2 separate regions of the Homo sapiens genome follow, and region 1 is linked to region 2. Evidence: chromatin contacts called from ENCODE POLR2A ChIA-PET data. All regions are on one chromosome and are shown on one strand. The core of a region is the stretch at or near the end of the contact, and the rest is flanking DNA. Distances in the headings are between cores, read along the strand shown.

Region 1 (4,604 bases), core at 1,866-4,365, about 30 Mb before region 2:
TACTTCCAAGAAACTATTTGGCCTGCAAAGCCAAAAATATTTCCTATCTGGCCCTTCACAGAAAAATGCTGCCAACCCCTGCCCTATACAGGCCCTATTCCAGGCCACCAATGTCCAGTGGGGCAGAGATAATGATAATTATGCCTTCTCTCAAGTACTCCAGGCTGAGATGCCCGTAAGAGGTAGAGAGGGTGGGAAGGCAACCTCAGACTTGGCTGGTCGGTCACACAGGACATGTCTCTCTCTGTCCCATCCTCCCCTCTGCTTCCCCACTCTCCTCAGTACAATGTTCATTCTTTAAAGCCCAATATAATTTTTGAAAGCCCTAGATTTTGGACCCAGCTTCAACACTGATTTCTCATCTCTTTGGTGCGTTGCTTCCTCATGTCAAACTTATTCATTCATTCAAAAAGTACTGACCTATTAGGTGATGTGAAAGGTATTATGTTAGGAGACAATATCTTATTTTCCTCAAAGGAATGCTGAAGCCTTCCTTCCCCTAAAAAAACAGAGGCTTGGGAAAAACCTGGAGATAAAGCATTTTAAAAAGGTGCCTAAGAAAGGTAAAGATTTTAATAGCCTTGTTTCATATCCCTGCTATCAAGGCCATGCCATTCATGCCATAGCAACCACAGGTTCCAGGCAGACCCTGCATGGACCCTTCTTGGGACGAGCGGAATCTCAGGACGTGCCTGACAGGTGGCAACATGTGAGGTACTATGCAGGAACAGAGGGGATGAGCCCTTTGTCCTTGACCACAGTCCCAACACATGGAGCAGTAACTATCTCCCCCATCATCCCACCCCTAAAAGCACCCCTCTGTGGCCCAGCCCAATGGACAAGAGATGCTGTCATTCCAGCTCTATCTGATGGAAGGCTACACAGGAGGCTGCCTGCTCAAGGACATATCCTTGGTATCATTCCAGGCCACCTTGATCTCGGAGTTCACAATAGCCTGTGGGCTAGATGGCTGAAAGGGAAAACAGAACTCACCACCACCATTTCAGCCTGCACCACATGCAGAGAATGCACACATGCCAGCTGCCAGCCAGGCAGCCCTTGACCGCATCCAAGGCCCCTTCATCTAGATAGCACTGCCAAACTAAGCAGGGCTGGTTCCACTTCGGCAGAAACTGGCAGAGCAAAGAGGTAGTAGACCAGCACCCTCTGCCCCCACATTCTGGAGAGGAAAAGTCAGAGCCTCAACTGGAGTCTGTGAGCACCATGTGGTGCTGAGGAAAGATTCGGAGAACCCTGTTCAAGGAATGACTAGTTACGTGACCTTGGGCAAATCAACATCTTCATTTTAAATACTAATGGTTGAAATGAGATAAATGGGGTAAACTCAAATGGGTCTGAGCAAAGGTACAACAGCAGCACAGGGAGAAAGGTTCTTACATTATAAGGCTCTGTATAAGTGAAGAAAAACTAGTGTCACCTGGTGGCCTATTCCAGGTTACCACTCAGAAGGGGGCACTGTTTACAAACCCAGGGGTGGGGGTGGGGCCTGGTTAGACAGCAAAGTGAAAGTATGAAATTGGCACCATTTTGCCTGCAAGCTCACCTGCTCCACTGCCTCATTCCCAAAGTCCAAAGGAGCAACTTTGTTACAGTAATTAAAAGCCACCTTACTCTCCAGGAAAGAGCCTGCGGTTACATAATATTGGTCTTACGACTACAATGGCCCCCCAGGCATCTGAGAGAGGTGAAGCCCAACCCCTACCACCCCTGTCCAAGGTGCCGGTAAGCAAAGCACAGGAAGGTGTCCAGCCTAGCCCCTCCCTCCTTGGGAAAAAGCAAGGGACCTGGGCCTCCAGATAGGAGGAAGATGGCCAGAGGGCCCCAGGCCAGCAGCCTCAGTCACGAGCCAAGGCTCCTGTGAAAAGCACAAAGGGCACCCCAGGACAGCTCCCATCCTCTATTCCTGGTTTTGCAACCAAAAAAAAAGGCTAAATCTCCGAATGACACGGACCACCATCCCCACCCGCCAATACACACACACTTCTACTTCCCTCTTCGGGCTCTCCAAGTGGGCCGTATCCCTCCACTATCCCATCCTCCAGAGCGCTGCGGTCCCGAAGGGCAGCACCTGGGGAACGAGGAAGCATCCTCCTTCCCCCCGACCTCCCGCCCGCGCCGCCGGCCAGGTCCGCAGGCCCCGGCCGGTCGGCCGCCCTCCCCCACCCGGCCTGGAACAGCGCCGGAGTGACTGGGCGTCCTCGCTGCAGGAAGGACGCCCCAGAGGGTGGCGGTGGCGGCAGGAGGAGCCGCGTCACGCCCGAGCCCTCTCCACCCCCTCTTCCCCGGCCCCTGACATCAGGGGCCTCCACGCAGCGCAGAGAGACTCCCGGGGGCGGGGGCAGCGGCAGCTCCGCAGCCCGGGCCTCCAGCAGCGCCACGAGGGTGGCCGGGGCAAAGGGTGGCGCAGCCCGGGCTGCGCCGAGAGGGAGGGGCGGCGGGGGCGCGCTGCGCTGCCCGGACCGTCAACGCCAAGGGCTGCGGGGCCAGCCCTGTTCCAGGCCTTGGGGCCGGCTAAGGAGGCCGCAGGGCCACCGCGGCGAGGGCCGGGTCGTGTAGAGTCGCACGCGACGGACACAGGCCCGCCACCCGGGGGACGCCCCCACCCACCGCTCACCTTCACGGAGGCGAGTCCGCACTGGGCCCTGGGGAGGAGCGATGGCCCGAGGCAGAGCACAGGCAGGGGCGGTGTTCCCTGGGCTCCTCCTGCAGCTGCAGCAGCCGCCGCCGCCGCGGTCTCCGGCTCCCGCAGCCCGAGGCCGATCGCTCCCTGCCGCGGTCCGCCCTTGGAGTTTCGCCGGCCGCCCGCGCTCCGCCTCACGCCGCCCGCCCGCCCGCCCGCTCCGCACTGGCGCCTCACAGCTCCGCTCCGCTCTGCCGCTGAGCGCGGCCGACGCGCGGCCCCCGCTGAAATAGTGCCCCGCCCCCGCCCCCCCGCCGCGCGCGCCGCCGTCCGCGCTCCCCATTGGCTGAGCCCGCCCGGCCCCGCACTGCGGGCTTCTCCCCGCGCCGCTCTCGCCCCACATCTTGTTTCCTCCCACAATGCCTCGGGGCGGAGGGAGGGGGTGGGGAGGAGGAGCTGGAGCGGGTGGGGGAGGGAGCCGTGGCCTTAAGAAAGGAGAGGAATGCGGACCCCTCCCCCCGGGGCTGGAGAGGCCAGGCCTGAAAAGGAATAAAGAGACATGGTCCTGAGAGAGGAGGAGAGGGAAGGGTGTGGAGACCCCCAGTCCCAAGGAGAAAAAAGGGAGAGGGGGATGGAGATTTCAGACCCAGGGAACAGATGGGGCTGAGGTAGAGACCCCAACCTTAGAGAGGGGAGGAGATGAAGTCACCAGCCTCAGAGGAAAAGACAGGACACTCCCTCCTCCCGTATCTGTGAGAAAGAGAGGGACAGCCAGCCCTATGGAGAGGGAGAGGCATAGGAGCCCCAGGACTCCCTCCCCTCACCTTCCGGGAAGGTCCCTTCTTCCTCCTTTGTTCTTTGAGGCTGAAGGACCTAAACTCCCAGCTGGGCCCCCAGCCGGTATTTGTCTACAGGAGCAATGGAGACAGAGCCGAAGCAAAATTGATGGGGATGTGTCTTTGGTACGCAGGCCTCTGCTGTCCTTGCACATTTATGGCCTTGGGGTCCTGGGATGGGGGTGAGAGTGAGCGATTTCTTGTCGTCTGTCCCTGCCTGTCCAGGTAGACAAGGTTGGAGGAGAGTGAATAGAAGCCCCCAGAGGTGGTGCCTGTCAGAGCTGTGAGGAGCCTTCAAAAACCACCCATCCACACCCCTCACTTTATAAAGGAGAGAATCCAAGTACAGAGAGCCCTGCCAGATCCCGCAGGTCAGGCTTGACTTGCTTCTAGCTGAAAAGAGGTGCACCCAGGAAGCAGCCCCTCTGGAGGCTCAAGAGACTACTTCTGGGAGAGTGGGTGTGAACGTGCGCGTTGGGAGCCTGCCTGCCCTCACTCCATCCCACTCCCAGGAAAGATCCTCAGGCCTGCGGTTTTCTTTCTGGTCTGTTTTATACAGAAGTGTCTACCTCAAGGGCTGACGAGCCTTTATTGGGAACCAAGCATTTTGGCCATACAGTAGGGATTAAGAAGCTGCCGGGGATAGCTCCCACTCCCATCTTTTCCCCTTCGCCTCTCCAAACCATGGTCAGGAAGTCAGACTTGCCCTGGCCCTGGCCTGCTCTGGTTTGAAGCATCAAAAGTTAGTGTTCGTTATGTGTCAGGGGAAACCTGGAAAAATCATTCCCTCTGGTTACTGCTTTCCACAGTTCTGTCCTCTAACAACCTCAGTTGGGGGATTTCAGAGACCAGTTAAGGCCTGGGGTATCCCCTCACACTAAGGGTTTTCTGATGTCAGTCTTTGTGTTCATGAATGGGAGGCGTGGCCTCTATGGGAGGAAGGGAGGGAGACGAGGAAGGATGATTTATACACTTAGGGCTTGTGCGGGGCTAATCGCCTGGACTGCCTGGAGAAAGCGAAGCTAGTACCCCCTTTCTCCAACAGTCCTTAGTTTCCAGGCCCTTCCAGGGCCTGAAGGTCAGATCTGCCACGTATGGTTGCACAGGTCATTCACTGCGCAAGAGTA
Region 2 (5,223 bases), core at 1,380-3,879:
GCGCTGAGGAGAAAAGGATTACTACAGTAGACAATCCTTACCCTCAAGGGGCTTACGAATGTAGTCAGTGACACAAGACAAACCTGAAGTAAGATGGTGCACAGAGGTGTACTTTAAGTACATGAGACAAACTCCATAGGTGGTAGAGCAGTCAATCAATTAAAAACCTCTAGAATGGCTTCAAACCAAATATATGTGGGCTTTCAGATATCAAAGATTCATAGTACCCACTAGCAGAACGTTTGCTGTGTGAGATGTTTCAGCACTCCAGTTCTTTATTGCCCCCTTCCTTAAAAAAATAAATAAATAAAATAAAAACTGCTACAAGTCACATCACTTTTTGATAGAAATGTAAGTGAAAAATGCCTTTTGAATATATTCAAGAATGCTGCAACCCATTTCCCTTTCAGTATCCCTAGTTTTTAGCATTGTATGTAAGGCACTAAAAAAGAAAGTAAGCATCCAGATCTAAGAAGATCCAAACAAGTGCTAAAAGTTATTAGTAAATCAATGACAAAATTTAAACCAAGGAACAACCGTTTTCCTGTCTGTTCCATCCCCCAACCAAAGCTTGGAAATCCTCAAGAGTTAGGCAAGGATAAGTTCACAGTTAAATCTCTGAGATAGTCTGTGGAAGGGAAGAGAGGAAGGCAGGAACAGGCAGGTCCCTGAGCAGAATGACCAAGGCACCATTACCAGCTATACTCTTTTCCACCTTGAATCCCACACACCTTGAAGAAAGGACCACGCTGCAGCAGAAACTTCCTTGGGGACTAGCTGAGAAAACACTGGACTCTACTAGTTTTTTTAAAAAATGGATGAGATCACTTAGCAGCCTAGATTATCAAATCTGAAATATAAATAAGATGGCCAGTTAAAATGCATAAACAATGCACCCATCAATTTTAGCCTCAAAAACAATGACGAAAGGAGATATTTACCGGGCTAGTTCCAAAGAGTTCATTTTCCTGTGGTAATGGGCGCTTTTCTCGGGAGTAACAATTTTTGAATGCACTGAAAATATCAATTCATCTATCCAAAGTGGAATCATTAGTCCTTGGGAGAAAACCCAGTTCATTCTAGTTTTGATAGGAACAAACATATTTTATTATAAACTACTAATCTTTCTAAGGTTAGACCAAATAGACCAAAATGTTATATTTAAGAAGCCCTTAGGCTTTTACAAATATCCTAGCACTAGCAAAGGTAGGGTCATTTGTTAAAAAAGTATTATTTCCTACTACAGCAACTGACCAACAGATAACAGCAACTTAAGAGGCACTAAATGACACTAAAACATTACACTGAATGTGGGCCACTGCATAGCTAGTCTACTAACCTCATTTGTGGTACTCATGTGTGATGCTATATTTAATGCATTCTTATCAAAAGGCTACAGCTACATACTTCTCAACTGTAGCTTTATGGTTTAAAATAAACCACTCAAGCAATGATCTTAACTGGTTCAACTATGAATCCTATCTTTCTTCTGGAGATCAAGATCACAAAATAAGTGAAAAGACAGAAAGGACAGGAAAGTAGTTATGCAAAGTATATCCTAATGACAAGAGTATTATAAAGGAATTCAGTCTGGATCAGGTGCTAACACTTAATGCCACAGGGCCACTGAATCAAACACACGAGATGACCAAGGTCTTCGTAGGAATTAGTATTGCATACATTCATCTACTGATCCTGTGTTCAGTGGCTTGCTTAGGTTCTAATAGAAAAGTTTGGTAGACAGCACACTTATGTGTGTTGCTCATGAGAAGGCGCTCCACCAAAACTTGCCATGAGCCTAGACAGCCAATGCATTAGGCCTCTTTACCACATAAGTGAGGGTGGCTTCCTACAGTTGGGTTGAGAAGCTTGCTGCACCTTGGTCAACATGGAGACAACCATTAGAGATGGACTCATCCAATGACAACCAACAGAAGAAACCATGAGAGGTTGTGTTTTTCTTTGGATACTCACCAGACAACACCAAAGGCTCCATATCCAATAGGTCTATCCGGCTCAATATCCAGCTGCTGCTGTGGATGATGCGAGTGCTGATGATGGTGCGCCTTAACTGTAGCAGCTGCGGCAGCCTGTACCTGAGCTGGGGCTGCTGCAGCTGGTCCAGGAGCCTGCCCCGGTGCCGGTGATGGGAAATATGGCTGTTGTTGCCCAGGGTTTAACATGGCTGCAGCTGCAGCCGCTGCTGCGGCTGCCGCAGCTGCCGAAGAGGTGTGCTGCTGTACAGGGTGTACAGCGGCAGCCGACCCCGGATGAAGATGGTGTTGAGGGTGGTGGTGGTGGTGCAGGTGAGGAGGAGGGAGGTGTGGAAGGTGGTGGTGATGGTGGTGGTGGTGACCTGCTGCTGCTGCAGATGTACCGCCATTGTAAGCCGCCATCATTTTTGCGTTGGCTCTTGCGCCACAAAGAGACATTCAAAATAAATGCCCTTTGATTGGAAAGCAAACTGGGTCAAGCTGTCATTTGGCCATTTAAAAATGAAGAAAAACCACTCACTCCACCTCAAAAAACATAGAGCTTTATGTCTTCATCAGTCAATCCAAACAAGTTAGAGGATCTTGGTGTTTAATTTTGGGGTGAGCGTGTGTGGAAGGGTGTGGGTTGCCAAAAGGAAAAAAAAGGGAAAAAAGAAAAGAAAAAGGAAAAAAGGACCCCTTCCCCCCAGGATTCCTGCCACAAGTGGGTACTAAAACTCCATTCTTAATTTGGGGGAGGTTCCAACTTTGAATGTGGGAATAAAGGCCAAACCTCCCGACCCCCTGAACTCCACACACGAAAAGGATCAGGTAACACACCACCCTTGGAATCTTGAAAGAGGGTTGACTCATCTACCCCTTCCATTCCCACATCCTTTTCTAAACACCTACCACCTCCTCAAAAACAGGATTAAAAAAAATTCCCACCACCCTAAATGGAGAAGATGGGGGGAAATTTTCTGGGAAACCAGCTTCCAGCTTCCCCCCCCCCGAACTCTCAGGCCTTCCTACATCTCCCCCTACTCCTAGTCAGGTTGACCTGATTGGGGAGGGGGGGCGGGGGTTCCAAACTTTCCTGGGCAGAATAAGCCAGGGAAGGAGGCTGGAGTGAGGAGAGGAGGCGACAGCAGGACAGAGAGGAGAAAGAGAGCCGGGGCAAAAGTGAAGGGAAGGAGGTGCAGGGAGGAATGAAAGATGTGGGCAGCGCTCGGACGCCCAGACGGAGGGAACCGCCCCGGGAGAAGGTTAGGGTCCCGGGGCCAAAGAACAGGAGCCCCGGGAGGCGGGCGGGGTACGGTCGGAAGCGGGCTGACTCCTGCCCCCGCCGCCGGCTGCTTCTGCTGAGGAGGGTTGGGGGGGAGAGCGGGTGGGTCCCCCGCGCAACGGCCCCGCAGGGCTCAAGGCTGCTCCGTCTCCCCCCCTCCCCCCCACCCGGCTTCCGTCCCCGCGGCCGCTTTCTCCTCAGCCGCCGCGGCCGCCTTCTCCTCAGCCGCCGCCTCCTCAGCCGCCGGTTCCGCCGCGGCCGGACTCACCTCCCCTAGCAAAGCCGGATAGAGCGGAGCCAGCGTCGGACACGCGCAACCAGCCGCCGAGGCCCCGCCCCCGCCTTGCACGGACCGGCTGCCCTAGCCAATCCACGCCCACCTGTCCGCCACCGCCTCCAATCCTGGGCCAGGAGCTTCAGACAGGCGCACTGTTCGGCCAGTGGCAACAAGGTGTGGGTCTTCCGGGGAAATCCCGCCCCCGATCCGGGATGGGCAGATAGAAAGACCAATCAAAGGCAGAGTTTGGCTTGACCGACAAGGCTTAAAGCCAATTAAAAAGCAAAGATCTTTGTGACATTTTTCTTTCGCCTCTCTCCTCTTTTCTTCTTCTTCTTTTATTATTTATTTTTTTTTTTTTGGCAGGAGCAGGAAGCTGCGTGGTAATCCCGCCTGCAAAAGCTGGAAGAGAGGGGCGGAACGAAAGAACCAATCATGAGCCAGAGACAAAGAACAGAGTAACCAATCCTTGGGTTGAAAATGAAGTGGGATGGAACCTGGGCCAAATAGACACTTGAAAAAACAAATGGAAAAAAAAGGTTGATGTAAGTCCCACCCTTTAGATCTCCTATAGGACAGGATTGTGGAGAATTTGCTGTCATATCGAGACAACCTCTTCAAGGGGCGGGGCTTAGGGAAGGGGTGGGGTCTTAAAGTGGGCGGGACCTAGACGAAGAAGGCGGAGTCCAAATCATCACTGGTCCACTGATCCGAGATGTCCAATATCCCACTTAAGATGTAAAGTGTGGGGTAAAAAATAGGGGAAGAAAAAGGGAATGTTGAGCTTCAGAAACTCAAGGTCCAAGGTCACTCAACAAGAAGACAAAGGAAACTCAAAAGACTGACAGAAACTCAGTAGACTGACAGTTCGTAGTCTACGGCCGGTCCTCTCCATAGTTAATCCTGATCTTGGCAAAAAGAGGAGGAATCTCTGGCATTCAGAACTCCACTGTCGACAAATGATAAAGCTGTTGGTGCAAATTAAAACAAAAAAAGTAAACTTGACCACAAAAATAATAATTTTCCTCTATCTTTCTTTCTTAACAGGGTCACATTCTGTCACCCAGGCTAGACTGCAGTGGCACAGTCCTAGCTCACTGCAACCTCCAACTCCCGGCTCAAGCAATCTTCCCGCCTCAGCTTCCCGAGTAGCTGGGATTACAGATGTGCATCACCATGCCCGGCTGATTCTTTAATTTTTTAGAAACAGGGTCTTAATATGTTGCCCAGGTTGGTCTCAAATTCCTAGGCTCAAGAGATCCTCCCACCTCCCACCTTGGCCTCCCAAAGTGCTGAGATTACAGGCGTGAGCCACCGCCTCCAGCCTCTCCCATATTTTCTATCAAGTAAGTTTCTGTCATTGAAATCTTACTAAAATAGCATCTTTCCATCACTTCATTTATCTGAATTTACCCTTCCTTTAAAATGTGAAATAATAAGCTTACAGAACCTTATCCCTACTGAAACTGTATAGTTTACTCAAAAACTTGGAAGTCATCTTCGATCCCTCCTTTGCCTGTCCACATTGTCCCTTCCAATCTATCAGTCATCAAGTCTTCTTTTTTTTTTTTTTTTTTTTGAGACATGGTCTCTGTTGCCCAGGCTGGAGTGCAGTGGCATGATTACAGCCCACTGCAGCCTCCACCTCTTGGGCTCAGATGATCCTCCCACCTCAGCCTCCCAAGTAG

The links. ChIA-PET counts read pairs that join two places held with the same protein, here RNA polymerase II (POLR2A).
Region 1: POLR2A ChIA-PET joins it to region 2 with 15 read pairs in PC-9. The contact joins the promoter of DYNLL2-DT here to the promoter of NLK in region 2. POLR2A ChIA-PET finds 5 or more read pairs at or near these places in 2 of 52 experiments (PC-9 and WTC11).

Annotation. Positions count from the first base shown.
Region 1 is chr17:58,081,715-58,086,318 of GRCh38, reverse strand. DYNLL2-DT (DYNLL2 divergent transcript) reads left to right here and starts at 3,115. Exons shown (of 3, transcript NR_110809.1): 1 at 3,115-3,603; 2 at 3,703-4,604. DYNLL2 (dynein light chain LC8-type 2) reads right to left here and starts at 2,900. Exons shown (of 3, transcript NM_080677.3): 1 at 2,636-2,900. RefSeq lists silencers at 2,111-2,240, 2,281-2,700, 2,741-2,800, 2,811-3,160 and an enhancer at 2,877-3,171.
Region 2 is chr17:28,040,083-28,045,305 of GRCh38, reverse strand. It overlaps NLK (nemo like kinase), which reads right to left and starts at 2,629. Exons shown (of 11, transcript NM_016231.5): 1 at 1,975-2,629. The coding sequence starts at 2,432. LOC105371709 (a long non-coding RNA gene) reads left to right here and starts at 3,586. Exons shown (of 3, transcript XR_934637.4): 1 at 3,586-3,709; 2 at 3,902-4,080. It overlaps LOC102724517 (a long non-coding RNA gene), which reads right to left and starts at 1,968. Exons shown (of 2, transcript XR_001752820.2): 1 at 1-1,968. RefSeq lists silencers at 3,242-3,471, 3,492-3,721 and an enhancer at 3,889-4,183.